Regions from separate parts of the Mus musculus genome. Here all the other regions are linked to region 5. Evidence: chromatin loops called from intact Hi-C (ENCODE). Cell type or tissue: left cerebral cortex. All regions are shown on one strand. Links, peaks and the distances in the headings refer to the core of each region. The heading gives the core; the rest is flanking DNA. Region 1 holds the start of Gtdc1 (glycosyltransferase-like domain containing 1). Region 2 has its middle 29 kb from the start of Gm13479. Region 3 has its middle 56 kb from the start of Gm39806. Region 4 overlaps Arhgap15 (Rho GTPase activating protein 15). Region 5 holds the start of Zeb2 (zinc finger E-box binding homeobox 2). Region 6 overlaps Gtdc1 (glycosyltransferase-like domain containing 1). Region 7 has its middle 60 kb from the start of 1700019E08Rik.

Region 1 (4,416 bases), core at 107-4,106, 190 kb before region 5:
AGCCCACCACTCAGCCAACCGGGAGGGCCAGGACTCAGTGGCTGGATAGCACAGAGACCTATGATAGAACCAAACACAGTGGCAAAAATAAAATAAAATAAACCAATGAAAGGATTCCTAATGATATTCTGCTACACTCATAGACTGGTGCCTAGCCCAATTCTCAGCAGAGACCCACAGCCAAACAAAAGCTGCAGAAGGAGAAGGGGAAGGACTCTAGGATACCACAAGATAACCCACAGAATCAACTAACCTGGGCTCACAGGAGCTCACAAAGACTGAACCATCAACCAGGGAGCTTGCATGGGTCTGCCCTAGGCCCTCTGCATACATGTTACAGTTGTATGGCTGGGTCTTCTTATGAGACTCCTAACAGTGAGAGCAAGGCTTTCTTTAAATCTTTTGCCTGCTTTTGAGACCATTTTCCTCCTACTGAGCTGCCCTGCCCAGCCTTAATATGAGGAGAGATTCTTAGTCTTACTCCACATGTCTTGTTTGGTTGATATTCATAAGAGGCCTGCTGTTTTCTGAAGAGCAATGGAGGAGGAGTGGCGGAGAAGGGACTAGAAGGTGCGGAGGGATGAGAATCTGTGGTAGGGATGTAATAATATCTGAGAAAAGAATATATTTTTAATTTTTTAAACTGTGTATTCCTTTGACAGAAAACCCCAGCTCAGTTCCCAGAATCTACATAACCCCAAATCCAGGGCATCTGTCACCTCTGGCTTCCACAGACACCTGCACTCACATGTGAATACACACACACAATTTTTTTTTAATTAAACATGTTTTTTAAAGAATATGACTAATAAAATTAATAAAAACTAATAAAACCCTGGCATGGTAGAAAGTGGGAGCATGAGGATAAGGAGTTCAAAACCAGCCTCAACTATATAATAAATTTCTGACCCTAAGCTATATAAGAACCTGTTTCCTAAAAATAAAACCTGAAAATGACTAAATTCAAATTTTTAAACTAAAATAGAAAGAAATGCTTCAACTTAAGAGATAGATGTAAGAATAGTTGGCCAACTGCAAGTAATTGTATCACTTGTATCTGATTCGTCAAAATTAGAAATTATTCTTCCATGATCTGAAAGGGAGGCTAAAAAAGAAAGTCAGTGATTACTTGGCAGGTTTTAAGATACCATAATCAAGAGAGAAAGAAGCAGAGGTCAGGAAAGCATTTTACTTTCTCAGTGGGCTGGGGAGTTGGTCAAATCAGGATCAAGTTTGGTACAAGAGTGTCTATCAGAAGGGTCCATCTAGTAAATCCTTAATAAAGGCAAGTAGTTCTGTTAGTTCCTTCTAAATCTCTGGAAAATGTAAAATAGTGAAGCTGAATAACACTGCTGAGGTCCCTCACCAACAGAGAGTCCTATTAGTCTAGGATTTATAAGGTAAAACTGTCAGCATGATTTCAGAACAGAAGTAAAGACACTGTGTTGCTATAAAGTGTATTCGTAGGTATGGTTTAAGTTTGTCGGAGTATCCTGATTCAAAATGTGTTTCCCCAATCCTCAATATTAAACTGTTTCATTAAATACAGAACAAGACCCTAAGGACAACAGTGTATAATTCTTCTCAGTTGAAGCTGAGAATCTATTTCACATCAAAACCTGGAATGTACTAATGAAAATTCAGTATCTCACTGGGTATGTGGGTTCCAACATGAAACTCTTGTCACTGATAAAGCTTAAGGTAAACGGGTTAATAAGACACAATAAAATGGCTCTGTTGAGTTATACTGCCTTTTCCCCCACAGCAGTTCCTTTACCTAACCACTACAGTAAGCTTTAAAGTCAACTTCAGGGGTGCTAAGTCACGCAAGCTGGGCACAGAGGGGACGATGATCCTCAGCGTGGAGAACGATCGCCTTCAATTCACGTTTTCCATTTCCTTAACTGTGATACAGATGGGAGGGAAAATGTAAGCCCTTTCCTTTGAACTTCCCAGGGCCTCAAGGCACTAACTTTAAGAATTATTTCAAAGCTTATCCAATGAGGGGTAGTTCTACGACTGTAAAAGTTGCACGAGCCCCGCGAAGTGGGAATTGGGGTGCAGACGCTGCCTATCGCGAGATCGAGGGTTAAACTGATTTATTAATGCAACTTTGCTGTCGTTCGGTTAGTTGTAAAGACTTATTAACTCCAAGAGCCCTTCCTCGCTTTAGAAAGCCCCGTCAGGCGGGATCCTGCGGAAACATCAGGCCTATGCCGAATCCTCTAATGAGGGGCCGCGAGGTGTTGGGTCTCGCCGCCTGAGGTGGATCCCGAGTAGGAAAGCGCAGGCCAGGCCTTGCTGCGCGGGAGCCATGGCACGATGTCCCAGTGTCCGCCTGGACTCTGCCCTTCCCAAGCTCCGCGCTAGGGAAAAGCATCGCCCGGGGCCACAGCGCGGCCGGGCAGAGCAGGAGGCCGCGCGTGCGCCCGGGAAGCGCGGCCCCGGCTCCGCCCTCCTCCCCCTCCGCTCCTCGCGGCCGCCGCCCCACTGGGAACTCCGCGCGGCGCGGCCCCGCGAGGCGGGCGCCGGGAGGGAGGGGCCGCGCTCCCCGCCTCCCGCGGCCAGCGCAGCTCCCAGCCAAGGCGACTCACCTCCTCCTCCTCCTCCTCCTCTCCTCCTCCTCCTCCACGGCTCCCTCCAGGCCACCGACAGCCCAGCTGGCGACGCGCTGACGCCGAGCCCCTCCCCCGCGGCCGCCACCGAGGCCGCAGCCCCTCCCCGCTGCGGCTGCCGCGGCCTTGGGGCGCGTCAGGCGCCGGCCCCGCCCTCGCCCCGCCCCTCCCCGCCCACAAGCCTGAGGCTCCGCCCCCGGACGGCGGCCTCCACGCCTAGTCGGTGACTCAGAGGACGCGCGGTGCTGGGCGAACTCTCCACGGTGGCGCGGCTCCTCACACCTGCTCTCCGCCCACGGGCCCCGCGTACGCTTTCCAGTCAGGCCAGCGCCCCCGCCGCCCCTTCGGCTTTTCCGTACTCTCTCTCACTCCTCTGGTCGCTGCCTCCGCTCGCTCGCGCTGCGGCCTTCTCTTCCCCTGAGAGGTCTGGGGGCTGACTCACCGGCTCGCACGTTCTCAGGCAGGTGGCTAGCCGGCACCTGTAGTCCCCTTCCCTGTCCTTCCGGGCGCGCCTAAGCCTCGGGGACCCCGCAAGGCGAGTGCACACCCTCCTGCAGGTATTGGTCAGCACGCCCCGCTTTCCCCCCCCCCCCCCTCGGAATTCTTGCGGGACCTCTCCTAGCCGATGCTGGCGTTTCCTGTACTTAACTTATATGCAGCCTTTTGGCTGTCGAGACTATACGTATTACAGATGCATCTTAGAGTATTAATAATAACATATCTGCGGTCCCCACAAGAGCAGCTACAGAGCAATTAAAAGTCAGAAAGAATCCAAGAAAGTCTAAATGGTTTCTATTAAAAATAGGAATTTATCTCCCTTACATTTCTGTGAGTCTGAATTAGTGATTTCGTATTTGGGATCACGTTGTGGATTAAATGATTCATGCAAAGACAGAACATGCAACGGTAGGTCTATGCTTTTATCTGGTAACTTCATTTTTAAAGCTACAACTTGGAACAGACTGTAGTGCAGAAATGCATTAAGCATACCAAAATAACAGAGCCTGATTAGGCCTTTGGAGTTACAACCACAAGTTGCTTAAAGTTATGTGAGAAAACATTGTTATCCTTAAATTGAACAGTGAAAACGATCTTCTGTTCTAAACAAAGCCCACACTCTATGTGGACCTCCAAAGCTTAAAACCTCTGTTGACTTGAACAACAGTATCCCGAGCATTTAAAAAGCCTAATAAACCATCTGTCCATCTACTTTTACACAAATTGGGAAACACAAAAAAAGTGAATGCAGAAAGCTGAAAATGAGAATTCCAAATGGCAAATGGATCTAGTAAATCCTTTTTCACAGAATAAAATATTGGGGAAAAGCCCAAAGCCTACTATTATTCATCAATCTGGAAAAAGCCATAATTTTATACATGAATTGTATACTTAAGATCACCGGGAGTCTTTATTATTATTTTGCTGATTAAGATCTGAAGTCCAGAGAAAATGAGTTGCCTAGCCAATATGCCCAGATTTCCCAAGACCTGTCTCACATACTTGTCAGCATAGGATTTAGAGCTACAAGCATAAAGTCACTTAAGGTCCAAATTCGTTGACATTGAGGCTCTGTCTCAGTATCCGTGGTCTGTGAGTGTGAGCTTAGGTAATGCTGTCAGAAGCCATCTCACCCTAGTATGTTCAAGGATTCTTGTTATGCAACTTGCATCTCTCAGTCAGGGATCATCTGCATGATCTCAGTGACATCTGGCCCCGGCTCTGGAACCTTGGTCCAACCAAGCACATTCATCCTCAGAGGGGCCAAAGGCTGTGCCTGATTAAAAGAGTTATGAAATCTCTA
Region 2 (4,416 bases), core at 227-4,226, 250 kb after region 5:
AGTTTCATGTTTTGGTCAAGGCATGTTGGCATGTTTGGTGTCTAATCCTTCCTGTGGAAAGGCTGTCACTCCTGAAAAATATCTCAGTGTGTCAAGGAAAGTACAGTTTAAGGAGATGGAAATTCTCCATATCAGATTAAAGCACAATGGGCTTTCTTAATGTCTTCAACACACACACACACACACACACACACACACACACACACACAAACACACACACACACACACACACAAATGGCATTATGATTTGTCTTCACAGAATCAAGCTGTTATCATATTATTTGACAAAGACTAGAGTGGGAAGGGCTAGCTATACATGGTGACTAGAAGATGCCTTATTTTCAGAAAATTAAACTTTAAGATGTTTGATTTGCAGGACACTTTTTTTCCTGGAAAGTAATTTCTAAGAACTCGGGGTTAACAAAAAACAAAACAAAACAAAACCATAAAATAACACTGATAAATAGAAATGTTCAGAACAAACTAAACTACTCAGGTGTTTTTTTTGTTTGTTTTGTTTTTTTTTTGTTTGTTTGTTTTTGTTTTTGGTGCGTGTATATGTGTGTGTGTGTGTGTGTGTGTGTGTGTGTGTGTGTGTGTGTGTGTGTGAAATAGAGGGAATATTTTTCATAACATATTTTCAGATGGTTGAGATTTGCCTACAGTCCTCATCATATATTGGCTGCCTGTGAAACACACAGTTTTATACCTTTGCCCTTTTAACAGTGGAATGTACATTTTGTCATGAACTTTAATACTGACAAGATGGACTGTATAAAAGTTTTCAATTCCAAATGAGGGTTGCAACACCTCAAAGTGTTTCTGCAAACTCTTCTTGTCTGCCAGTGCTTTTAAGCTTCTATTTCTCTGGACATGTAGAGGACACAGTAAAAGAGAACATGTCTTTCTGGTATAAGAATGCCATGCTTAAAAATATCATCTGTATGTGCTTTATTTTTATTTCAACCATACGTGCTTTTATAAGTATTTGAAAAGAAAATATTTTAAAGATTTGAAATAGAAGCAAGGGGATATGTGAGTTACAGCGGCCCCAGGGTAACATTATCTCACATACTAATGATTCATGTGGAGTTTATGTGTCTATTTATATTGTCATTTATTTAGAAGAGGGATTGGCAAAGAAGGCAAGTTGTATGTAGTATTCAACTTAAATACCAGTGGTTTGTGAAGACAGGAGAATGTCCTGGACACTGTCATTATTTTACTGGGGAATATCATCATGCAATCATTCACACTGATTCCCTTTCTTACAACAGCCTTGCACTTATGGGCCCTTATTCTTTTCCTCTCTTTGTTCTAAGAGGAGGGAGGAATGTTTTTTATTATATTAAAAGGGAAAAAGTTTATGTTTGATGAAACCTGTAAAAGCTTCACATTTGATATGATTTCTGAGTCACATGGTGTTTAATTGTCATAGGTGATCCTAGATGCATCTGGAATTATTTCCAACACAAATACTTGATGGTGATTTTGAAGAAACCAACACACACACACAGACACACACAAACACAGACACACACAATCACACATCTCCATCCTAAATGCAGAATTTAGAGTTTCAGAGTCCAGTTTCTGGCTTTAAAGAAGTTACTGCAGCATCTAAGAGAGGAAAGTAAAGTTCGACTGGAAATGTCCTCAGCGAGCCAGAACTATGGTGCACAGGTAAGGGGTATGACAGGCGAGCCATGATAATTACGCCATTATACCACTGCGATGTTTTTATTCATTTACTTACTCACATAGTGTACCAGAAAATTAGTTTTCTGAGAGACAGTATGTGAGGTAACACAGTTGCCTTTATTTCCATATTTCTATATGTCTTACTAGAATCCAGAAAAAAGGATTATACTAGCCAAGCACATAGATTCATTCTTGAAAATTGTCACAAACTTGAAAAGGGGTCAGAGAAATTAGAACATTTTAGACATCATGTACTCTTCCTGTGTGAATATGAGATACCCAAAGAAAGGTTGAAAAGAAAAAATTGGAGATATTAATTGAAAAATTATTAGTTCTTAAGATGCAGGGGCCAAAATAAATTAAAGCAGCTGTATTCTGCAGTCTCCTTTCTACTTTTACCCACACATCCATTTCTTGCCTTTTGCAATTACATAGAAGAGAAGGGGAAAACTATTTCCAGGTGTCTTCACTCAGCTTCTCGGCTTCATAAATACCGAGATATGGCTTTACTACTGACAGGGGACAGGGGAAGGGATTCTCATCTGTTCAGATCCGTAGTTACAAATATAGTCACAAAATAGTGTAAAATAGTTCTTTTGAGCTCCAGATTTGTGACTAGAGGGGAAAAAAAGGGTATTTCTTTCTCCCTTTGCTTAAAAATCAAGTCCACCCTGTCCCAACCACATAAATAGAACAATTTTCCCTCTGTGAACTGCTTGATGAGGCTGCGGCCAGATTCATATAAATGTCATAAAAACAGAGTACAGAATGGATTATTTTATGATTAAGATCTGTATGGATCTTTGTATGAATGCAACGTGCTTTGGCAGAGTTCTGCCGCACGCACACTAGTTTTAGTGTGTGTGGTGGAAAAAAAATGACCCGCCACACTGTCACTTTAATGTCTTTTTGAAAAGGAACAAAAATCGCTGGTCTCCACCAAAGGTTACAGCAATTGCACAAAGGTTTGGTCTGCTAACTGGTACAGTGTGTGCTCCGTTTCTCATTGTGATAGCAATGAGAATAGATCCAACAAACTGCTACAATGTCTCTCAGTTCTTTGTCAAGAAATGACGCGTTGACATCTAATTGTCATTGCAAAGGAAACTTTCCTGTTCTCTAATTTATGTAAGAAGATTCTATTTCCCCCAGTATCTCTGTGTCACTAAGCTGAAATCTTGTTTCCTGTGGATTTTTACTCTTTAGTGAAATTTTTCGGGAGAAAGAGAGGCTTCATTCAGATTTATTCTTTTTTTTTTTGAAACACCAGACAAGCTGCTATCAGTATATGGATGCCAAAATGGTCCTTTAATAAAGAATTGTGGTTTAAGAATTTCAACCAAAGGATTAATGTATTAAAGTGAATAATAGCATCCAGGCAGTAGTGAAGATGATGATCAGAGCTGCCGAAAGACAGATTATTGATCATCTGGCTCTATCAGCCACAAACAGGGAGAAGGAACACAAAAGGGAGGAAAAGAAGATTAAAGAAACAAAATATAGTTTGGTATGCCAGCTGATTCTGTTGCTAATTATAAATCTTTGGCAAGAAGCCTTTGGCTATACAGCAGCACTTCACTTATCTGGTGGTCAGATTTCTAGCAATCTCTAGCAGTCAAATACAGCAGAAGTCCTGAAATTGTACCTCTCAAGGCACTGACCAGATGGGGAAACTTTCCTCTGCTGGAGGTGTTTAGGCAGCTCTTAGAAGTTGATTAATTTTGTATATAACTTCAGATTACATACACAGTGTATCTTCTTGTCCAATGTATCAGGCTACTTCAAATACTTCTCCAGGCTGCATTGGGATACCAGTTAAAAATGAGCAGTGAAGGGGAGGAAGGCTGTGCAGTTCAGCACTCTATAAAATATTAATAAATATATGTGAATAATCTTAAAAGCCAATAAGGTTTTTTTGAACTGTTTGATTGTCTTGTGTCCTTTTTGTGAAACCCAGAAAGTCTTCCTGGGGTGGGGCCATTGGACCATGACCTGAATGGATATCTGGGATGGGAGATGGAGTTTTAGGAAGAGTTAAGGTAATGGAAGGGAGAAACCATAAAACACAATGTGATTAAAATGGAAAATATACTTGTAAGCAGAGGATCTCAAAGGTTATGGATCTGAACACCAGTGTAGGCAAGTGGGCTGAATGGAACTATTTGATTAACAGAGTTAAGACTTCATAGATACTTTGTGGTAAGAGGAGGACTAAGAAAGCTACCCGGATTCTTGTGTCATGAATGATACAAGGGAAAATAAGAAAGAAAACTGAGGGTAGAGACAGAGACACACGTGGAGTACTCTTTTATAAGGACTTACAACACAAGGGAGTATCAGGCAAGTCAACTAAGTATAGGTACCAGCAACAGTTAAAGAGTTTCAGTGGGGTTGTTAGTTAATACAGTGTTAATAGTTAGAGAATGATAAACAAGTACAAAGTCTTTGGAATCCATTTTAGTGGGAAAGTAAGAAGTGGTTTGAAAAGTTACAGTTTGAAAGGTGACATTGAAGAAGAAGAAACATAGGTGGCATTTGGACTGTAAGGAAGAACAGGGAAACAGGCAAAAGCCAACCAAATAAAAGCAAAGCAAAGGAAACAAACAAACAAACAAACAAACAAACAAACAAACAAATCAAACCCTCCGGAGATTAGTTACACTGTTGCCAGACTTCACCCTAGCTTTAGGAAGGAAAGAACTGACAGCAAACATG
Region 3 (4,416 bases), core at 194-4,193, 560 kb before region 5:
CCATTAATTGGGGGCTGTTACATGATTAATTTGAGGGAAACAGAAGACAGTGATTTCTTTACAACTCACAGTTGGATGCAACATACTCAAAGTAATCCTGTAAATTACATTTTAAATCTTCAACATATTCTGAGCCGATAAAATAGTGGCATGATTGACCAAACTCCTTTTAAAAGTACACATATTACGATGCATCATAGTTATAAACAGATGGTATTTGGCCTCCTTCCTATTCTCAACATTTGGAATTTCTAAACTATGTGAATTAAACAATAATATTTTATAAACATACAAGGGATTTTGCTCACTGCTTTGTTAACATAGAAATTATACAATGCTGACATTTATTTAAATTTTATAAAGAAAACAACAGTGCGCATGGAAATAAAGCAAACTAAAATCAACAGAGAAACATGCTCTGTGCTCACCACCTCCGTGGCACTGGCCTGCTGAAGGGAAGGAATAATGGGTTGAAGAACAAATTGTAGCTTAGCAGGCCTAATCCTTAGTACACCAAAGGTTCGTTTAACACCTCTCTGTAAACAACGGATATTTATTCCATAATTGGCTATTTGACCATCAGTGTTCATTTAGTATGGAACCTGCTATTATGGAGTTAAAAGAAGTTCCCCTCCATTGGCTTGACAGCTTTCATAGTAGTGAAAGTGTCTCTCAGTTTTAAACACACACACACACACACACACACACACACACACACACACACACACACACACACAGAGAGAGAGAGAGAGAGAGAGAGAGAGAGAAAGAGAGAGAGAGAGAACTTGTGCTCAGGAGCATTGTCATGATATGATATCAATACACACACACACACACACACACACACACACACACACACACACACACACACACACACTTCTCTGGTGACATTGTTGCCAGAGAGAAAAGGAAATGTATCAGATCTTAATTTCATTAAGTGAGATGTTTTTCTAAATAATAGCTTTAACCCTTTATTCGGGTTGGAAGGGAAATGTACAGAATAGAAGGTGCTTCATTTCCAAACACTATTGTAAGGTTTGCAAAGTTTGCTGGGATGCATAACTAATGAATCAGCTACTTCAATCCATTTTGCCATTCCAAAAGCCCCATCATCTCTCTTTATAGTCTCCTCTAAGCATGCTCACCACATTCTTGGGCAGCTCTCCTGGGATAGGCTCTTGTAGACCACTCTCTTTCAGCCTCTTTGTGTGTAGGGATGGAATATGGATTTTCTCACATTTTGACAATCTACTCACATCTCGAATCTACAATTTGAGGAATAATTCAAATCCTCTGGAGGAAAATCTTGAGTGATGGCAGAGATGATCACCAAAACTCTGGGTTAACTGGGTAACATTTGGGGTCCAGTTGAACTTCACTTTTGCATGCAAACTTTTTGTGTGTGTGTGTGAAAAAGAGGGAGGATAACATACCGGATGTCGACTATATACGACGTAATTAATGCTACATGGAATGGGAAGGAAAGGCCACTGCTGGTACCAGGGAATGTGAACCTTGCTTTCCTTCACGTGTGTCTCTATACGTACACACTCAAATAGGTAATGATATGAGGCTTAGCACTCGTGTGGAAACGCTTTTGAAGCAATTAGAAGTTTCAAAATACTAAACAATTTTTCCATTTCTCCCAAACTTAGAGCAAGTGAAAGACAAATCTATGAGCTGCTTCTCAAGACTTTCTGTCCAAAGGAATTGCTTTTAAATACTCCGTGCCTCTGCCCTCGTAGAAACAATCCGCGGTGGACAGGCAGGGAAACAGTTTATAATCTCCGATAGAGGCATGATGTACATGGAAGAAAAAAACAACAACTAGAAAACCCAACAACACATGTTTTGAGCATGTGATGTAAATGAGAGTCTGACAAGGCCAGAGTGGAGAGGAGTGTTTGAAATCCTATAGCCCGGGATCTTTGCTACAGCCCCTGTGCCCATTGCCCATCTCCATTGGGGTTTGCATTGGCCAAACTTCAAACAACTGTGTGTGTGTGCGAGTGTGTGCGCGTTTGAGTGTAAGGATTAGCAGTTCTTGTCTGCCCAGTGCATCTTCTGATTCACGCGCCGAGGGCTGAGAGTAGCCACCTCACAACCCGGTCCTCAGTGCGCAGTGCCCGTGAACAGGCAGGGATGCTGAAGCCCGAGTCGGCGAAACCCTGGGCTCGCGACTCCGCGGCAGCCCCGCGGGTTCCAGCGGCTGCGGCGCCCGGCCCTGCGCTCATGAGGGCAGCGGGACGCGGAAAAACTCCGGTGCCCTGCTTTTTGAGCGCCAAGGTGCTGCTCGCCCTTGTCAGAGCCGAGCCAGCAGTCAAGGGCAAAAGCCATCTGGCCCTCGGGAATGCCCTGCTACTGGCGACCCCAGGCCCGCACAGCACAGAGGACTTCGGCAATGCTCCACCATCAGCAACTCTCCGGCTGGGCATCCCGCAACTCGACCTGGAAAGTCCCAGACTGAAGACATGGTCAGACCCCACCGAGGGTAGAGACTCAGTGCAGGGTAGGAGGGAAGATAGAGGTGGCAAGCCCCAGACAAGGAATCCTTAATCACAGATAAAAGACACCCAAAACCGTAGGCTACATTTTCCACGTGTCAGCTGATGGCCACGACAAAAGGAAACAGAACACGAAGGGGGGAGGTCCCCCATTTATAATGTGTGCAATGTAAAATGCATGAGGTAGTGACTACGGGTAGGTGGTGCCTGGGGCCAAATCGCAGCTGCACATTCGACAGAGTAGGAGGACAGTTTGCTGATGCACCCAGAGGTCTGGGGAACCTCTTACAGAAACGGCTATAAATACTCTGCTCCAGCATTATTTTGCTGCTTTAAAACTTCACTATTCATACATTTTTAAGTTTTAAAATTTGGTGCTTAAAGTGTTGCAATTTATCTTCAGTAATATCCTTACAACACACACACACACACACACACACACACACACACACACACACACACACACACACCCCAGATTTTATTTTGCACTTCTGTAGATTCCATTTTATTGGCTTGGTACCGCCTACTAGAAATCTCGGGGCAAAGCCAACAAACTGAAATCTAGGGAAAGTAGCTGTAAGCAGAACAGTGTAAGTTCTCTCTGCCTCTCTGGATCAACTGGAAAAAGGACACTCTTGCTTCTTCTCCTTTTAACTGATCACGATCCGAAACAGCCTCCACCCTGCCCCCTGGGATTTAAGATAGAGGTCTCTCAGCTACGCCCTGAGTTCTGCAAAAGGTAACTGTGCAAGGCTCCCTGGCTCAACGTTACAAAGCTCCATCCTTTTTCCTGACTGCCAATACTAAAATATACCGAAATAGGCTAAATGACCTCGGAAATTGCACCACCAACCTGCGTTCGATTTTGGATTTTCTGGCACTGCTGTATCAGTTCGGAAGGAGAGGGGTTGGTCTGCCTGCACATCACCGGCTACACTGCAGGCAACAAGGCCACACAACTCCTTAGTCATTTTACCAACCTCCCCCCTCACAGGAGTAGCCTTCTTTTCAACCGTACTCTCCTCCAACACTATGTTTTTTTTCCCACAGTACTTTAGGAAAAAAAAATTCCAAATGCTTTTTCATGTGGTTCCAGTTAAGTGAGTTGCCCACACCCCAAATCATACCATTTGCATTCAAGATTAATAGCTGCATATCAGTGATTCTTAAATACCTTCTGACGCATAATTTCAATTTAAATGATCCTGACATTATTGGGCAGGCAAATGCCTGAACCAAGATGCATGTGGACTGGCTGCAGCCAGATGACAGTCCTACAGTTGGATTAAAGCACAGTTAAGTTTCTTCAACAGTTGAAGGCAGAGAGGCATCTTTTTCACTTCCCACGAACAGAATGGGAGATTAACAAATCACACAGGGTTTTGCCCATTCCCCACTTTCTGATGCATCTTTAGCATCCACTGCTGTGAGCTAGCCACACCCTCTGCACATTCTGGGTTCATTCCTCAGAAAGGGAAGGTAAAAGCTAGTCGGGAGGTTGCTTTTTCTCACGGCTCGGCTCTCCCTCTGGTGCACCGTCCCACTGCCCTTGATTTAGGTGTGTTGTCACTTCTTACCACCCACCGAAGGCTTCAGTTTATATTAACAAGTGATGCTCACGGAGAGGTTTCCAGATGCCAGAGTAAAGATTTCTTCATTGTCTAATGGATGGAGAAAGGAGAATGGCAATAAAACCCGATCTTAAGTCACCGAGAATCCGGCTTCACACATCGAGAGGATTTCTCTTTCTTTTTTGAATGTACTTATTTCTCTTTAAGTTCTTGAATCCCGCCACCCCCCCCCCCCTTAAAAAAAAAAACCCTCAACTTTGTGCATGGCTTCAAACTCAGTTTTTCTTTCCTAGTTTTAAGTGTTTATAACTGTGCAAATTTACCCCCTCCTCCCCTTAAGA
Region 4 (4,416 bases), core at 121-4,120, 780 kb before region 5:
ATTAAGTCCTGGCTCTTCTCATTTTCTCTCATTGTCATTAACACAGGTAAAACACCGAGGTACAATAGAATCTCTGTGGCGAGAGCAAAGCATGCTGGTCTGTGGAGAGAGCAAAGCATGCTGGTACCCTGGCACTAACTAAATGTCTTTTCATGTACCGCTCTTCGTGAATTGCTAGTCACGCAAGCTTGCTGTGTCTTCCCTTTACCAGTTTTGTTCGCTCATTTGTTTATTTCATTCATTGATTTTCATAGTTTCACTATTTTCCCTTAGTGCTGAGATATGAAAAAATAACAGAAGCTGCCCTTAAGGACATTTTAAAATGTGTACTCTGTTCTTGGGCATCAAATTATAATCAATTTGTTCTCATAGTGAAAAGGGATGAGAAGAGGATACCTTACCTAAATGTGAATTGCTTTCATTTACACACACACACACACACACACACACACACACACACACCACACACACACACACCACACACCCCCAAGCACACACACACCCCACACAGACACCACACATCCCACACACACACACACACACACACCCCACACACACACACCCCACACACACACACACACCCCACACACACACACACACACACACACCCCACACACACACCACACACACACACACACACACACACACACACACTGCATGCCACAGAAGTCATTTTCATCTCTGAGGCATCTTTTCTCTCACAAGACCATGCGCTTGCCCTGTTAGCTTCCAGTTTATCCACCGTCTTCCGCTTTCCTCCTCTGATGCAGAGTGTATTTCCCTAACTCGGAGCCTCCAGCCATCCAAGAGCGATCCCATTCTCTATTCCTGGTTAGGGTCAAGCAGTTTCCACCAAGATAGTGAGGCATTTTACTGCATGTCTCATGAAATTTTTCTAACTGGGAAAAAGAAGAAATAAAGTACATATTCTAATCTCTCTGACCTCATCTTTTGTTGCCATTGTAACAAAAATAGGCAATTCCTAGAGCACCAAGCCCCTAAGGCAGGCCATACTTCCCTGGCAATCGTAGGATCTTGGCCCAAATCTTCAAGGGAATTTATCCTTCAGTTGCCCTTCTTCCTATAGGCATCAATAAGGTCTATTTCCTTCACTCTTTAGCGTATTCTTTTCTTTTTGCATAGGAATTCTCACCCTATGATAAACTATGAGCAGATGCAGATGGCTGCCAAAAGAAACTACAGCAGATATCATTGTCACATCTAGCAATTTCTGATCCCGATGCACTTTAACCCAGGAAGCACTAGTGCAGAAGATGCATGCTCTTGTAGAGGGCACTGGAGAAAGCTGAACGGGGAAGGAGATGCCCAGAGGGGGGCGTCCTGTTCATCACTCTGCCACTTGAAAAACAAAGCTAATTAGCAGTCTGCAGCCACACAGCGCATCAGTTTAATACAAGAAATGAACAATGCTTTACCTAATTGAAACTACAGAGCTGACTTAGGTAGGCTGTATGCAATTACACAGATTGGAAGTCAGCCAGGACACCGAGGTTAACAATCTCTCCTTTCACAAAGGGCACCACAGGAACCTTAATGACCACAAGTGGTGAGGGCCCACCATCCTGCATCCTGTCCAGAGAGGTCACCTCTCAGCCCAGGATCTATCAGATGAACTTAATGGTGATGACTAATTGGCTAGAACAGTGCCCTCTACTGGCTCAGCTGCAGTGCCCTGTAACTAACCCACAAGACTCAGCAAACAGGCTTTGAAGGACTAGAGTGGAGAGCAGACAGAGTGGAATGAGATGGTTGAGGATAGACAACATGTCAAAGATGCTAAGTGGAAACCAGAAGGCTCCTGTGGCCAGAACTTCTGCCACGAGCATCTTTAAAGTAAGTTGTTATAAAATAAGCCAGCTGCAGGATTTGATTTGAAAACTATGGATTGTGATTCAGCGGGTCTAGCACGGGCCCTGAGAATCAACACAAGTAGCTTTCTAGGGGAAAGTGTTGCTAGATTGGGGACAAAACTTTCAGAAACCAAGTTCTGCAGGAAAGAGAAGAAATTCTCCGTAGACAAAGGAGAGACCGGCAAGGAGAATGTGACTCTATAGTACATACAGTATGACACCCAGAGTTATACAGTTTGCTTCATTTGTCCTAGGAACTGAGTAAAGCAAAAACTTAGAAGATCCAAATTGAAAATGTGATTGAAACTCCACTCCACAATGGTTTGATAGTGAGGAAAGGGAAGGATAGACTTGAATATGTCTCTCGAGTGAGAGACACCTACCTGACCACAACAATGTTCGTGTTCCTCGGGCATTGGTATACCAGCAAGGGGAGCCAGTAATAGGCCTGTTATGATACCTAAGGACCAGCATCATTGGGCTTTCAAAATGAAGCAAAGGAAGACAGGATACAGGATTACAGCTCCTCAAAGCTTGATGAACCCATGGTCAGTTAAGGAAGGGGAAAGATGCCAGAGTTGCTAAGTAACAATAAGTGAACAGGCCATTTTTTAAAGCTTATTGAAGGCAAACACAGCCTAAGAGGCTTTTATGACAAAGCATAGATGCACTATTAAGGATCCTAATTGTTGATGGGATTGACAATTATGTTCTTTAGTTATTTCCTAAGTGGTTTTTGAAGTAATATCTGCATATTTTGTGACTTCTTAATGATAGAAGCTACTGATATTTGAGAAGAAACCAGATACATGAAAGGGGGGAACATGGTTCACTCCATTTAGACATACTGCAAACTGCTGTAAACTAGGAAAAGTCAATTTTAAATACACATATATCCTCACATATGCTTTAGCCTTATAGCTACAAAGGGCTACCACTTGTCAATTATATATACGATAAAGGATGTTATACATAAATCATTTAGAATATCAACTATCTAAAGCTAGAGTGATAGGTGCCTATACCAGAAGAATGCAATATTCTCAATGAATCTGTGTTATGGAGCATCTATTTTGTGGTTCATCACCAGGTAAAGAGAGCTGAGAAGATACAGAAGCAACAAATTGGAAACCAAGGGATACACTTTTGCCTAGCTACCAATCTAACGGTGTAAAGGTTTAAGAAAAGCGACACGATAATTACTGCTAAGTAGAACTTGCTGTTGATGACTCAACTAGCGAAAGCCCAGCTGTGGCTAAGAGCACTGTGTGCTATGGAGGAGGACACAGAAGCAGCACTTCCGGTGCTAAGAGTGACTGGGGATGAGGATGGAGCTCAGGAAAGTTGGAATCTGGTGCCTCTTGCCGGGAAGAAGCAATACAGGTTACTGAGCAGTTAAAGAAGATAAGCTATGGAGGTAGAGAAATGGCTCAGTGGCTAAGAGCATTTGCTGCTCTTGCAAAGGCCCAAGTTCAATTCCCAAAACCTGCGTAGCAGCTCACAGACAGATGAAACTCTGATTCCAGGGGAATCTGACACCTTCTTCTGACTTCTCTGGGAAGCAGGCATGCACATGGCACACATACATGCATACTACATACGAGAAGGCAAAACCCTTCTTGTATGTATATGTAAAATAAATAAATCTTATAAAATTAAATAAATAAGTCCAATTTATTATTTAATTATCTCAAATGATCCAAAGCTACTGTAAAAAGAATGTAGGAACAGGAGCTCCAAAGAGTCTGGAGCAAAGCTGGAAACCCATCTGTTACCTAGGTTAGCCTTTGTTTCCGGTATTGGCTCTGAAAATAAGAAGAAAATGAGGTAATCTCCTAAGGATGCTCTGAAATACACTTCTTCTCTGATCTTTTGAGAACTAACTGAAGGGTCTGAAACAATGCCAAAGTGCCCAACCTGGACACTGCAGACTGGTGAAGCCAATAATAAAACTGAAGCCTCTAGAAATTGCTATTGATCACAAACTATTGCCCATGGGCAGTTCTAGAAATTTTCCATTTGATGAGGAAGTCGCCTCACCATACTGATATATATATCAGTAATGTAAATTATTCAAAGCACAAAGGTGAATGCCTTCCTCAAGAAACTTCAGAATCAGCCAAGAAGGAAAGAATTCAATGATTCAACCTAGAATCAAGCACAACAAGATCCACTAAGTAGCAAACAGGCAGATTAGAAAGTAACCAGCAAAATCAGGGTTAGCAGCATTACCCAGACTTAAGGAGTATCATCCAATAGCATTATTCAATAAATAACTCTAGCCCAAAAGGATCCAAACAAATTTCAATTAGCTGCCATTTCACCAGTCAGAAACTTCTAATAGTCATCCATTTATCTAATAACCACACTCTCGCCACAGAGATAACTCTAGTACTTAATGACAGCTTGAAGATGCAAAAGTTCCTTGTGAATTATCAAAGGATGCTAATTCTGTGTCCTTGTAATTTTAGTATTAATTGTGCTATTTGATTACTGCTAATCCGCATATGATGATAAGTGTTTTTAACCAGAACATTTGCTTAAT
Region 5 (4,416 bases), core at 254-4,253:
AAGTCCGTGGCCACTATTTAAGTTGTTCTAAATGATCGTGTCCTTTTTGGCTTCGAAACTTTTGTACCTAAAAATCGAGGGAGGCGCTGCATTCTTTCAGCTCAAACTGTCAAAACTTGGAGAAGGGGAACCTCGGAGGCAGGCCGGAGAAGAGGAGAGCCCTGAAACTCCGCGGGGTGGGAAGACGCTGTGCCTCGAGGATTAGTTTAAACAGCGGGCTATAAAAGATGTAACAGATGCAAACTGTAACACAAGGGCCATTAACCCTTTCTCTGCCGCCCAGCACGCCCAGTCCCTACACCCTGCACCTATTGTCTCCGGTGCCACAAGCTTTGCGGAAAACCTGGAAAGTGAGTATCAGTTTCCGCACATTTGCTGAGCGGGGGTGAAGGGGGGCAGAGAGAAGGGGAAGTGGGTGTTGTAGGAAGCACTTTAAATTTACTTAGGCATACAGAGTAGGCTTTCCAGTTTGACACATTAAAAAAAAATACAAATATATCATTTTTTGATCTGTCCTACTAATTTGAAATTGTTGGGGGGGGGGGGTCCTGGAATAAAGAAATGGTCACACAAGCTTGTGGGATGAAACAGCTGTCTGTCTGTATTTCTGCTGAGACTTACAAACCACTGCATATAAAATATATATTTAATAAAATAAGTTGCTAGTTTTATGAGCCAGTGTGTGTGTGAGGGAAAGACATGGCATTTGTGCTGTAAACTTTATTTGTGAATGTTAGTCTTAACTCTGGAGTAAGCGATCTTGCCCTCATCATTACAGGGTTAGCATGTGAAACATGTAAGTAGGTGGGAGATAAACACGTTTATGTTAGCTGAGCTCAGCACTGTGCCTGTGACTCTTGAACTCCGACTTTTCAGTCCCAAAGTCTGGAATGGTGTGGTGTGGTGTGGTGTGGTGTGGTGTGGTGTGGTGTGGTGTGTGTGTGTGTGTGTGTGTGTGTGTGTGTGTGTGAGAGAGAGAGAGAGAGAGAGAGAGAGAGAGAGAGAGAGAGAGAGAGAGAGGAGTTCCATGAAAAATCGATGTGTATATTACTTGGTCATTTAAAATAAAATATCAAAAGTTACCCTAATTTTAACCCTATTATCCTGACAGCAGTTTTCTTCCCAGCTGTTGCGACCCCCCCTCTCCCATACACTTTGGTAAACGACTCAAGTTCCAAGAGAACTTTCACTTCTTTATTTATAATCACAGAAGTGAGGTGTTACTTCACACACACACACACACACACACACACACAAAGAATGAAATAAAGAAATGAAACTCGCTAGGCAGACAAAAACAGTCAAGTTTCTGCTTAGAAAACAGCCTTCTCCGGTGGGAAAGGTTAGACTAGTCTGCCAGATCTAAGAGAAGGACTTGCTCCCGAATTTGGTAGGTCTTTCTCGAATAAGTTTTATAATTATTAACAGGTATTTGCCAAGTTTTAATTGCTTGATATAATGAATTGAAAGTCGGTGTGAGAACAAAGCAGTAGAAACTCTCCACTTGATGAGTTTTTTACCCCAGCCATTCAGTTCTCAACAAAACTTTTCCTAGACTATGTAGCAAAAAACACCTTTGGTTACCTGAATGGACAGGTACAGGGCGAATTACTGGGGGAAGGGGAAAAAGGGAGAGGAAAGGAAAGAGAGAGTAAGGGAAGGCATGAGAAAGCAAAGAAGCCACTCTTGGGAAAAGAAAGCCTGCCACCAAAGAGCTAAAACCACCTGAAATTCCTGTCCAGAGACACCCGGCTCACTTCAGACTAACATTCCCACTCAAAATGAGAAAATTAGAGAGGGAGGGTGGGGGGCAAGAGCACCAAAAAAGGATAAAAAGAGGAGGAAAAGAAGGGGGGGGTGGGAAACCTACCTGTGAAGTCTTGTTTGTAGTTTTGGCCAGAAATGGTGAGAAGAAAAAGCATGAAGAAGCCGCGAAGTGTGGGGGAGAAAAAGGTGGAGGCGAAGAAACAGCTCCCGGAGCAAACTGAACAAAACCTCGCCAAGAGTGTCTGGAGGCAGGACCGTTATTCCTGCCGAGCAGGTTAGAACTGATCTCTTTTCGGCCACTCCAGGAAACACAAACCTGGGGACGGACTGACGTGTTACGCCTCTTCTAATGACATTTTTTTCTTTTTCTTTTCTGTAGGGGAGAGAAGAGAGACCCTGAAACACGCGCCACCTATCTTTGTGGGGAGGGATAATTGAAGCGCCCTGAGCGTGAGCATCATGTGAAAACGTGATCGCCAAGTTTCTCTCTGGGAAAGGATCTGGGATAGATTATACCTTGAAGTCTCCGCAAACGCTTTAGTGGAAGAAATGAAATTCCACCTCCCTCCCTTCCTCTCTCCCTCCCTCCCTTCTCCACGCCCCCCCCCCCCCCCCCCCCCCCCGTCAAGCAAGCCTTTGGCATCATTATCCTCATCACTAAATCCTGCAGAGTACTGGGCGGAAAACGGTGCACACCATTCACAGAACTGGAGAACTCCAAGGGGCGAAAGTTAAAGGGAAAGCTCTCGGGTCTTCCATGCAGATCTCTTGTCTTATACAGATATCTCTGGTGACTAGGTTTGAGGTGCACGTCAAGTTGTATGGATACCTCAAGCACCGTTTTTGGAACTAAATTCTTGCCCTTTCTCTTATTACATTTTTTTTTTTAAAGATGCCAGAGCTAGGGGAGGGAAATGCTACTTGTACACTGCATCTTAGGATCTCAGTGTGCAGTGTATGTGTGTATGTGTGTGTGTGTGTGGGGGGGAGATTTTCTGGATTGGATCCCTATATTAAAAGTTTGGCATTTTAATAAAGGGTCTCTAGGTTAACATAGAGCTGTACTATGCTGGCCAATCTCTGGACCCCTCTACACCTCATGCAGACCACATTACAAAGTGAGGGGACAGGGGCAGGAGGAAGAAGGAGAAAGGTCAGAGGAACTTAGGACGAAAGAAAGAAGAGGGTGACACTAAACTGTGTGGGGTCTAAGTTTTGAAGTGCATATTTTTGATATTGCAATTAAACTAAAATTAAAAAGAAAAGACTCCACCTTTGCTCTGAAGGGATTGGTTATGCAAATATGGAAGGGATTTCCTGGAGAATACAGCTTTCTACTGTATGGTTAATTAAATAATCACTCAAAAAGCTTCCAACGTGACGCTTCTGTCGTAATCCAATCAGGTTACATAGGTCCTAAACAAGAAAGATATTTTCCACATCTGGAAGTCAGCAATTTAGCAAGTACTGCACATTATTAACCAATTCAGAGCCCACTTCCCAGGGGATTTTTTTTTGAAGTTTAAGTGTTCTTAACCAATGCTCTGCTGTTTTGTTAATCAAAAAGCTGGTTTACACTGCACATAATTGGAACTAATATAGAAGTAAATAAAGACAGCCAAATTTGAGGATGCTCTGTATTTATAGGAAAAGGAAGAAACTGTTTTGCCTCAACAGTTAAGGCTTAATTTCTTAAAATACTAGGAGACCCCCCCCCATTATTTTAAATAGTGAAAGTATTTAAGAACCCGAGAGCACAGAGAGATGCCCAGTCTCACAGCCTATAGACTCCAGTATAAAGGAAAAGGTGGAGGTTTGAAGAGGGCCAAACAGCTGCCTCTTATCAGTTTTTCTGCTTTAATACTGTCAAATATGTCATAGTCCCCTGTTTTCAGTCTGAAGAGACCTGAAACAAATAATACCCTGATCCAACACTAGACTTTTACTCATATTAAGATAAACTGCTTTGAACTGTGCTTTGAATGTGTGCCTACAGCAAGACTTTGAATGCAAGAGTCACTGGCGATTGCACTCAAAGGAGGGGAAAGCCACCACAGGGGCTGCTGCCACAGCCACACTCCCAGAGCTACAGGGCTTTGTATTTTGCATGTTTATTTTTCAGTGGTGGTGGTGGGGGGAGGGTAATAGCCACCCAGCATGACCACAGCTAGATTTCATTCTAGGGTGCAAGAAAGCGGATTTTCACAGTTGGTTACACACTCTCCTCTTTCCTAATTTGAGCATTTACAATGAGAAGGATTGGATAAATTAATTTCTCCATTGCCCCTATCACAGATAGAGTACCTATAGATGATCTGTAGGTTGTTGGGATTTGCAGTCGAAAAATTATTAATAAAGAAAAGGATTTCAGCATGGGTCAAACACATCCGTGCTATATTTTACGTTTCTCATACTATCATGTAGCTGTACTAAATATATGTAAGACTTATCAAGTTTCCTCCCATAAGATTTATCACTACTGTTCATATCCTTTTTCCTTCCACCTCTTTCCTTAAAAAAAAAAAAAAAATCAGAGACCACCTTCTTCCAAAGTGTGCCGTTAAGCCTCCCTTGGAGGAATAGGGAGCCTGTTTTACGGAGTGACTATTGGCAAGCCCCTTCTGCAGGCACCCAGGTAGCTACTGGACG
Region 6 (4,416 bases), core at 126-4,125, 540 kb before region 5:
TTTCCAATGATCATGCATGCCTGTGTGTATGTGTGTGTATAAAAGAGAGAGAGGGGGGAGGGAGGAGGAGGAGACAGAGACAGGGAGAGATACACACACACACACACACACACACACACACACACACATGCAAACATAGATACATATATACATATAGAGGTATGGCCTAAAATCCTCCAGGTGACAAGGTCATAGGGCTCTAATGCAGAAAGTCTTTTTAAGAAACAAAGGAACACCAAGAGTGAATCAGTTGTGTCTGCTTCAAATCCTGCTGAAAGTGACAGCCCCCACACTCTCAGTCATATTGAATGTGTAATGTTTTGTATAAGAAAATTCATATTTTCTCAGATATTAGTGATAATTGTATCTAAAATTAGTATTTTCTTGTATGAAAATATGAATTTTCTTATATGAGGTTATGTTAATTCATATAAAGGAATTATATATTAATAGTCTTACCGCAGTCATTACATTTCTAAGTCTGACTCCTTATGAAAAAGTCTACTCTAAGATAAACTCTAAAAGGTACAAAGCCCGAATGATTTTATCAAGAGAAGGTGTAAACCGTAAGAGGGACAGACTGATGATTCCGTGACCTTCTGTGCTTTCGGATCTCAGCAGCACAAGCTTTATAAAGCAAAACAGAACTGTCCAGTGGAAGGGAGAGTAAAAGAGGAGAAAAGAAAAGACTTTTAAAAGCCCTTGCATTCTTTTCACAAGCACACAAAAGGTGCTCTGCCCTTGCATAAGATAAGTAGGCTATGGACGCTGCCCCGCAGGGAAATGAGTCTGGCTTATCCAGTGAGAGTGATGCTACCTGCGAATAAACGCGAACAGGCAGCCACACCTGTGATCCACGCTATCTTTCCATTACATTCACTCCTACTCCTATGACCTATGTTACTCTAACACAACAAACTTGAGACCATTCCTAGCATTGTTTAATCTAGTGCCTCTTAATGGGCCATTTGTCTTAAAGCTCTCAACTATTTGTAATTTCAGATATATTTCTTTAAATTTGGAGAGTAATTTTTAGATAACAATTATCATTAATATCTATCAATGAGGCCATATACAAAGGTGTAGCATAGATTTATAATTACAATGCATTGAAGAATACATAAAACATACATGTAAATTCTTATAGGTTAGTAATTTAGGAAACATTGAGTTGTGGGGTTTATCATGTGAAGGCTGGAGCTTCCCATCAGCGCTAAAATGGTGCAGCTCAAGTATGAGTTATTTTTTAAGTACGTGAAGAATTTTGTATATTAACATTATACACCAAGCTAACATTCCTTCAGATTTTTTTCTATTTATTTGTAAAATAAACACTATATCCCAGAAGGGTGGCAATTCTATTGAAAAAGGTCAGCTAGAAATCTGTTTCCTTTCAAACCACAGACAACTGTTGCAGGACCTTGTGAAACAGTTGAAGACTCAGATGTAGGAAAACAGGGTTAATAGGGTTTGACCCTAACCAACATTAAAGCAAATACATTTGATGATAAAACATATCTGTAAACATTTTATCAAAAATTCTCCTGAAGCATAACAAAAAATTGGTATTTTAACTGGGAACTTACTGAAGTAGGTTCACAGCACAAACATAACTTGAATCCACTTAGGCCAAAACATCTGTTTCCTTAACTTTCATGATCTTCATGTTCTGCCTGCCTATCCCACTGGGATTGACCGATGCATGTTGTATGAGAACACAAGTACGACTGAACTGTGGAAGGAGCACACACTGGGGCAAACCTTGAGGGCCTAGACTCTTTGGAGGCTTCACAGGCACGATGCAACAGTATCCACTACGGGAGCCACACTGAAGCCTGGAACTGTGCAGTCAGCATTTTAAACTATCATGAGCTACCTTCTGAACCATCGCCAAGTTAATAGACAATGAAAGATAATGAGCTTGAAATTGGGTGTTAAATTGCATTTTTGGTTCTCTCCCTTTTTGCTGAAGTTTAACTGTTTCCTGGAGAAATAAAGTCATGTTTTCATGCATCACTCTGTAAACATGTATTTTAGGCCTTGAAACAAGAGAGGGGAAAGGCAGGAGTGTATTTCATGCTGAAGGTTATATATTAACAAAGGAAATTAGAAGTTTCTGAATTATAAAAGAACTAGATTGTAAACTACATTAGCCTTAGAAAAAATGAAGACACTACGGTCAAAGTCCATCAAAAGGTGAATTATTCATGGCCTGGAGCTACCTCTGAAACCCAGAAAGCAGACCCCACTTCAGCTCCTTACAGTGTTGTGGGGGCTCTTTGTGCTGTTTCACAGTGTAAGAGGCTGGACTCAGGTAAGGCGAGAGGGACTGCTGAAGGTACTATTGATATGAACCATTTGCCTTGACATTTTCAGCTAAGACCCATGGACCTGACTCTAAATAAATGGAATTTTTAAGTCTCATTTTAACCAGAATGAGGGGAATACAACTTTTGAAAGGTGCCTTTAAAGCAGTTCAAAAACCAACAACAAACTTCACTAATGTCATTCAGCTAAATTTTTGAGGCCTTAAGATTTCATTATGATGGGAAGAAAGGCTTATTCTTATTAGTATAATTGTGGAGTCTTCCCTTCACTTCCTTTTAAACTAATGAGTTACATTAATCCAGGTTCATTTTTATAAGCCTCTTGAGGCTAAATGTACAGGACAGTCATCTTAGAAAACAATAAATTAAAAAGCAAGCATGTAGTGTGCATGGAGTGCACGTATTTCCTAAGACCTAGGTTAATACAACTGGCATGCAGTTTAATTAATCCTTGTTAGTGTAACAACCAACACCCCTCCCTAGCATGTTTCCTTTAAACATTAGTATGTTAATTAGATGTTTTTTTTTTAAATTTTCTTTGTACTTAAATGTGGCATTTCTAGCACGTAAATTTCTTCTCAATAGCTACCTTATAAAGATGTTTTCTTATAATATCTGGCCTCTTGCAGAAACTCTTGAGCCGTTTTGAAAGCTGTTCAGGTGTGGAATACAGATACTCAGCTGCAGGAAAAACAGATACATTTTTAATGAAACAAAAACCTCAAAGCACACACTCGATATTAGTCACTTTACTAATTAAAAATGCATATTGCTCTGTGCCGCCTCATGTTTTACATTATTTAAGCATGATTTTATAAGGTTACCTCAGCTCACAAGGATGTTTAATGCTAAATAAGACTGTGTAGTTGTGCTGTTTAGACATCTCCTCTGGGTGATTAAAATACATTATTCTAATGCAGCACAATGCATATGTGATATATTTAGTGATGAGAATTTTTCAAAGAACCAGTACTGTAGCTGTACGTACTCTGTACAACAGTTGCATATTATTAACTAGTCAATTGTTTAAAGAATTTGGTATGACTTTCAATCCTCGAATTTTCTCTGTGTATATCATTAAAAAAAAAATCTGTTAGCAATTGCAGCAGTACTGACCTGCTTATAAAAATCCGTCATTATGAGATGTGTATGCTAACAATAAAGAATGCTATTTGAAAACTTGCTTTTTTTGTTATCTTAAAAGAACAGATGGTAAATATAAGCTTACTCTAATGTATTAAAACACATAAAATTTTCCTTAACACTAACATGTTGACTTGCCAAATAAACAATTGCTCCTACTTAAGTTTATTTTCAAACTTTTAGTTTAGCATGAATCCTGTATTAAATCACAACAAAGAAAAAGCACATGAAAGCAGCTACCTGGAAAGATCTCAGGATAGACCAAGGCTTTGGGACAGAGTGGGTAGCAGCCACAGTACACAGCTTCCAACCTGCAGAAATGTCAGAGAGAGGACAGGAGGACAGCAGGCGTGAGCATTACAGTCAGAAGGATCTGTCTGTCTAAGACAGCAGTGAGAGAGAGCCCAGAGCTCCCCGGGACAAAAATCATGCTCGGCTGGCTCCTAACCGCCAGAGCTGCTCTTTGCGGGAGCCTATTGACCATACCCGACTTTGCTGGGACAGAACCCGCAGCATATGCTCTGTTCACTGAATTCATCAAAGCGCAGCGCTGCATTTTTGTTGTTTCTAAAATACTGTTTAACACATTTTATAATCAGCAGATAAACACATTCAACAACATGGAAAAGTATGGACAGCTTTTCTTAATAATGCTGCAAAGACTCAGAATGTTCATTTTTCAAAAAATGTTTAAATAAAATAGCAAATACTTTAGCAGGGAAGCCGTAGAAATGATCGAGGCACTTTTAAAGCAGCAGAAAAAATTTACAATCTGTTGTGATGGGCATTTTCAGTTCAAGCTCGTGCTTGGAAACAATTTGTTATTATGCAGATGTAAAACTCTCCAATTGTGGAAAAACTCTTGTTCAGATCATTTTAATGAACATTTTGCTCTTCTGACTGAAAATCAGCTTACTTTCTATTTTATCAGAATAGTTTTACTACT
Region 7 (4,416 bases), core at 207-4,206, 640 kb after region 5:
TTAGGATATTTTCATTCCATTTCTACTCCCCAAATTCTTACTATTGTCATTTATTTCCTAGAAATCTAGCCCATATAATAAGATATATACAGAATAATAACAATTAATTGAATTTGAATTCTAATCTATTGTATGTGCAAACATGTTTGTGTTTGTGCATTTAAATGTAAGTGTGAATACACACAGGCTACCAAATGCATATGGAGGTCCGAGGACAAACTTGGCTGTGATCCTTGCTTTCCTCCTTGTTTGAGACAGCATCTTTTTTATTGGCTACTTGGCAGCTCAAAGATAGATGGTCCATGAGCTTCCACTGATTCTCCCATGTGTCTACCTCCCATTCTAGACACAGGTGAAGCTTTATATGGGTTCTGCGGATCTGAACTCAGCTCAGACTTTCATACAGCAAGCATTTTTGTCTAGTGAACCTTCTCTACAATCTGAGAGCTTAGTTTCTAGTAACTACTAGAAGATGCCTAGAATGTGGTGGTGATTTGAGTGGATAAAGATTTGTATCCGTTACTTTTTAAACAATAAAAATGTATATATGCATGCATTTTCCCTAAAGCCTTTCATTTTAATAATTTAAAAATAAACTTTCATTCTTGAGAATTTTATACATAAATACAATGAAGTATGAAATCCACCCACATTTTCTTCCCCAATTTTATTTTATTTTATATTTTGCAGTACTGAGAAACCAACCCAGGGCCTCATGTATAAAACCAAATGTTCTTTGGCTTGTCCTCATCCCCAGCTGGATTTTCTTTATTATTATCATAGCAAGAGATTCCCTATGAGGGTCACTATTTCAGGACACAAATTTTGTTCTTAATCATGTTAGCAAAATTTGGGGGAGGGGGAGAGTACAGGGCAATGCTTTGTAATTACCCAGGTTTACATATAAAATCTAAGTGTGACCTGTATCAAAATAGAATAAGTGTGATCAAAATAGAATAAAACGAGCAGATAAAATAACACCAGTCAAGATGTAATGAATCATTCATTGGCTTTTCTAACTCATAAGTCCATGAGTTCTTTGGTATATTGATAACCTGGAATAACCACCCTGCCTTTTCATAAACAGAAAGCTGCATGCATTCCAGTTTGTTTCCTCCAATTCTCCCTGTTCATAAGAGTGGATGTGTGTTAATAGACAGTCATGAACTATGTCCAAGACTGAAGGAAATGCTGATCTCTGAGTTCTCCAGCAGCAGTGTAACACTTTCCCCTAGTTTACTCAATGGCTTTGTGAAGTGAATGTGTTCTCTTTTCTGATACCAAGTCTTCAGTTAGACAGTTGACTCGTTTACCTTCCTTTGGGGCCAAGTGCAAACTTTGTTCTGTGTTTATAAATTTATAAAGCCAGATAAGCACCAAAGAAGACATAGTTTAGCCATTGACAAAGCTCAGGATTGGCCACAGAACAAGGAAATGCATGGAGACAACAGAACTGATAGGGCTCATTGTGGTAGAGCAATAGGCAAGAAGTAACAGAGGGGAACGGGTTTTGGATAGCTTTTTGAATACTTTTCTAACCATGTGATGAAATGGTCGCTTAAAGCAGTTGGCTGCATTTAATTATTTTTATTTCAATTTTATTTTTTTTTCATGTGGTTACTTCATAGACACATTTATTTTCCAACATCAGCTCCTTAGTAGTATAATATAGAATGCCTCATTAGCAATTGAAAATGGGCTTATATTCCTAGCAGGAATGTTCTGAATAATGCTTTTAGATATGGAAGGAGTTAGCAAGGGAGATTATAGTACCTCTGACTTTCCTCTGGAGAACTTTAAAGAAAGCAAAACTTTTTATTTAATCCACAAATTTTACATAAGTTCTATTCTCTATGCAGCTTGTACAAGCTCTCCTCGGTCCTATCTTATTCTATCTTTGCTTGGAAGTGCTGATTGTAAGAATAGAAAATGCCTGTTCTTGGAGCAGGTGGGTGCCACAGTATGCTGAGAACCTACCTCCCACGTGTGTCTCTCCAGTTTATAGAATGGTTTAATTCCCCAGTCCTTAGAGTGGTCAGATAAGTGCCTTGGTATTTAGAAGAGGCCTGTGGAACAAGAGATTCAACAACATTGGAGAATTTATCAAAATGCAAACTGAGGCCGGCTGCTATATTAGCTCACTGAGAAGCCTTGGGGTTCAGGGAAATGTTGCAGATCTACACTCAGATACACCAGTTCTACCATAATGGCAAAGGCTGCGTAGCTCAGCTCACTCTTGAAATGCCCGAGAAAGGATAGCAGAACAGTATTAGGTACAGAACAAACAAGTCCTTACCAGGAAACATCTGCACACTGATGGCAGCTTACATCTGTGTGAACCAGATTTTGTGTTTCTTGGCTCAGATGGGGGCTCATCTATAAATACTAAACAAATTCAGCAAATCACTGCACTAGGAAAAAAAAAACAACCAACCAACCAAACAAACAAACAAACAAAAACCTTTAAGGAGGCAGCAATGGGTCCCTGTGCTAAGACTCCTCCAGAGGGAAAGAGAATCTCTCCTGTGTAGAGCCAAGCCATGAATTTTGGCTGCTGATTCTTCCCTTAAAAATCTTTTCTATTTTTCATAGTTTATACTTTGCAGGTGGAAAAGCCTTTGCTACCAGAGAGAGGGTGGTTTCATCCCTCCCTGAAGAAATTTCCTCAGCCTGCCCATGAATTTTCTTAGAATGCTATCTTTAGGATATTCTAAAGAGAGGCAGACACCAGAAAGAGCAGCAGCTGAGATGCTTGCATCTAACTCAGATCTGAAGGATGAAACTGAAGCCTCCACCACAGCTGGAAGAACGGGGAGCCTAGCCTAGCACTGGCAATGGGCAAAATGGCTATTCATTTCCTCTCTTGTGATCTTTCCTCTTTCATTTTGAGAATCTCAATACATAGTTGAGACTTTTCCCAGATTCACAATCAACTCTGATTATCTCCCTCCTCTCTCCACTTTTCCCTTTTTAGTTTCTTGGATGCTGTTAGAGGAAGAAGATAAAAACTATCTGGCATGGAACATTCTCGTTTTCTTTAACATTTTTTAGGTCACTCAGTATTTGTCTAAGGCTTGAGAAAAAGGAGAAAATATGGTCAACGGATAAAGAAAGCAGAAGTTTGGTTTCTCTTCAAATATGTTTTCCATCTCTGACCTCATATGAAAACTTTGCGATGCATCCAGTCATAATATTTACACAATTTTAAGCAGGTAGTGACATTTTTTTGGTGACAAAATCTTTACAGTGTTTATCCTGTCTTGTTCTCCCATCTTTTCTGAGCTCTTTATTTTCCTTGGGATTTAACGTGTGTGGACACTTTAGTTTGAGTGAGCAGTCTAGAAACAGTTTCATTGCTTTAAACTATTGAAAATTTTTTGCCTACCTGAGCACCGACTCTTAAATTCTTTGCAATTATCTGAATCCTCAGCTGGAGCCCAACAAAACTCACATATTGTTAGGATTTCCTCATACTGGATACTGAGGGGCACAGCCCAGCCGCTCTGTTTTCCTTGAAGCACATTCCTTCTTCCTCCTTCTGTGGGCTGCTGCAAATTGTGCTTGGTTAAGAGATTTGTCAATAACTTATATGTGAACTGACAATGACATGGGTAGATTTGGGAACACCAACTTCGAGGTGTGAGGAAGAAAGAAATTACCAAGCGACAGAATTCCTGTACTTCCCGTTTACCCCACAAGCAGATGCAGGAACAGGTTGGAAAAAATGCAAAAAGACAGAACTAACAGGCTGACTCTACGATAATTGCATGCGATCAGAATGATGGTGTAGTCCCACACCTGGATCCAGAAACAAAATGCACAAGGATAGGGATGGGGGTGGGGTTGTGGTAAAATGACTTAGCAACAGCATGTGTGAAAGAAGCTTAGGCATTTAGTTGACAATAATCTCAGTAGGAGCCAACAGTAATGCGGCTGCCAAAAAGGCTGATGGGCCCTGAGGCTGTATTAATAGTAGTGCTCTGGTAGAATAAGAGCAATAACAGTGCCGCCTCTTCGAGGGGTTCTACTCACAGAGAATCTTTGAAGGATGTACTCAGCCCTGTGGGCCCCACCCACTTGGACCTGTTTACCAGAGTTGGTGACACATATCAGCAGTGTGAAGTATATTCTAAGGTCCAGTTGTAAATGCCATTAAGACTTATCTTTAGAAATTTGTAGTAAGAAATTTATGTGTCTATGTCTTAAAGTTAGCTATGAGGAATAGAAATAATCCACTCCAAGGCCCCGGCAGAGTGTACTCAGTATCCATAGAAATGAAGATTAGCATCAGAGGGGTATAGGGAAAATTGGGAACTTTTGGAAGAGATAGAGGAAACTTTGTAATTAGAAAGTCTAGAGAGTCCAAACGTTGGATGAACCAAGGGAAGTACTGAGATCTAAAAGTGGCTAGGCAAT

The links. A loop is a pair of places that touch in the nucleus more often than their neighbours do. Peaks named below come from ENCODE experiments on the same cell type or tissue, not always from the same donor. Only the 100,000 strongest peaks of a DNase experiment are listed, where the experiment ranks them.
Region 1: a loop joins it to region 5, with 7 times the contacts of the local background. A loop is called at or near these places in 21 of 42 quality-filtered maps.
Region 2: a loop joins it to region 5, with 2.3 times the contacts of the local background. A loop is called at or near these places in 2 of 42 quality-filtered maps.
Region 3: it touches region 5 in a loop (4-fold over the local background); 11 of 42 quality-filtered maps call a loop at or near these places.
Region 4: a loop joins it to region 5, with 2.6 times the contacts of the local background. A loop is called at or near these places in 4 of 42 quality-filtered maps.
Region 6: it touches region 5 in a loop (6-fold over the local background); 7 of 42 quality-filtered maps call a loop at or near these places.
Region 7: it touches region 5 in a loop (4-fold over the local background); 3 of 42 quality-filtered maps call a loop at or near these places.

The regions. Positions count from the first base shown.
Region 1 is chr2:44,924,548-44,928,963 of GRCm38, forward strand. It overlaps Gtdc1 (glycosyltransferase-like domain containing 1), which reads right to left and starts at 2,689. Exons shown (of 11, transcript NM_001362987.1): 1 at 2,595-2,689. In left cerebral cortex, for the core only: a CTCF peak has its summit at 2,376; DNase peaks (open chromatin) are centred at 2,618, 2,856 and 3,472; H3K4me3 peaks cover 2,661 bases; H3K27ac peaks cover 2,609 bases.
Region 2 is chr2:45,358,875-45,363,290 of GRCm38, forward strand. No RefSeq gene overlaps it. Among named protein-coding and RNA genes, the nearest start is that of Gm13479, 29 kb to the right of the region's middle. In left cerebral cortex, for the core only: no CTCF peak of the experiment used is centred there; a DNase peak (open chromatin) is centred at 2,573.
Region 3 is chr2:44,554,816-44,559,231 of GRCm38, forward strand. No RefSeq gene overlaps it. Among named protein-coding and RNA genes, the nearest start is that of Gm39806, 56 kb to the left of the region's middle. In left cerebral cortex, for the core only: no CTCF peak of the experiment used is centred there; DNase peaks (open chromatin) are centred at 2,128, 2,684, 3,042, 3,438 and 1 more place; H3K4me3 peaks cover 1,700 bases; H3K27ac peaks cover 2,353 bases.
Region 4 is chr2:44,335,540-44,339,955 of GRCm38, forward strand. The region is part of intron 13 of Arhgap15 (Rho GTPase activating protein 15); the gene reads left to right. Among named protein-coding and RNA genes, the nearest start is that of Gm52508, 8.9 kb to the left of the region's middle. In left cerebral cortex, for the core only: a CTCF peak has its summit at 1,685 (motif pointing left); a DNase peak (open chromatin) is centred at 3,143.
Region 5 is chr2:45,110,953-45,115,368 of GRCm38, forward strand. Zeb2 (zinc finger E-box binding homeobox 2) reads right to left here and starts at 2,327. Exons shown (of 10, transcript NM_015753.4): 1 at 1,871-2,327. Zeb2os (zinc finger E-box binding homeobox 2, opposite strand) reads left to right here and starts at 186. Exons shown (of 3, transcript NR_110572.1): 1 at 186-350; 2 at 1,891-2,041; 3 at 2,147-3,135. In left cerebral cortex, for the core only: a CTCF peak has its summit at 2,179; a DNase peak (open chromatin) is centred at 2,212; H3K4me3 peaks cover 3,904 bases; H3K27ac peaks cover 3,790 bases.
Region 6 is chr2:44,567,503-44,571,918 of GRCm38, forward strand. It overlaps Gtdc1 (glycosyltransferase-like domain containing 1), which reads right to left. Exons shown (of 11, transcript NM_001362987.1): 9 at 3,711-3,781; 10 at 2,917-3,008. Among named protein-coding and RNA genes, the nearest start is that of Gm39806, 69 kb to the left of the region's middle. In left cerebral cortex, for the core only: no CTCF peak of the experiment used is centred there; DNase peaks (open chromatin) are centred at 1,748 and 3,876; H3K4me3 peaks cover 728 bases; H3K27ac peaks cover 2,284 bases.
Region 7 is chr2:45,754,612-45,759,027 of GRCm38, forward strand. No RefSeq gene overlaps it. Among named protein-coding and RNA genes, the nearest start is that of 1700019E08Rik, 60 kb to the left of the region's middle. In left cerebral cortex, for the core only: no CTCF peak of the experiment used is centred there; DNase peaks (open chromatin) are centred at 2,090 and 2,728; H3K27ac peaks cover 2,872 bases.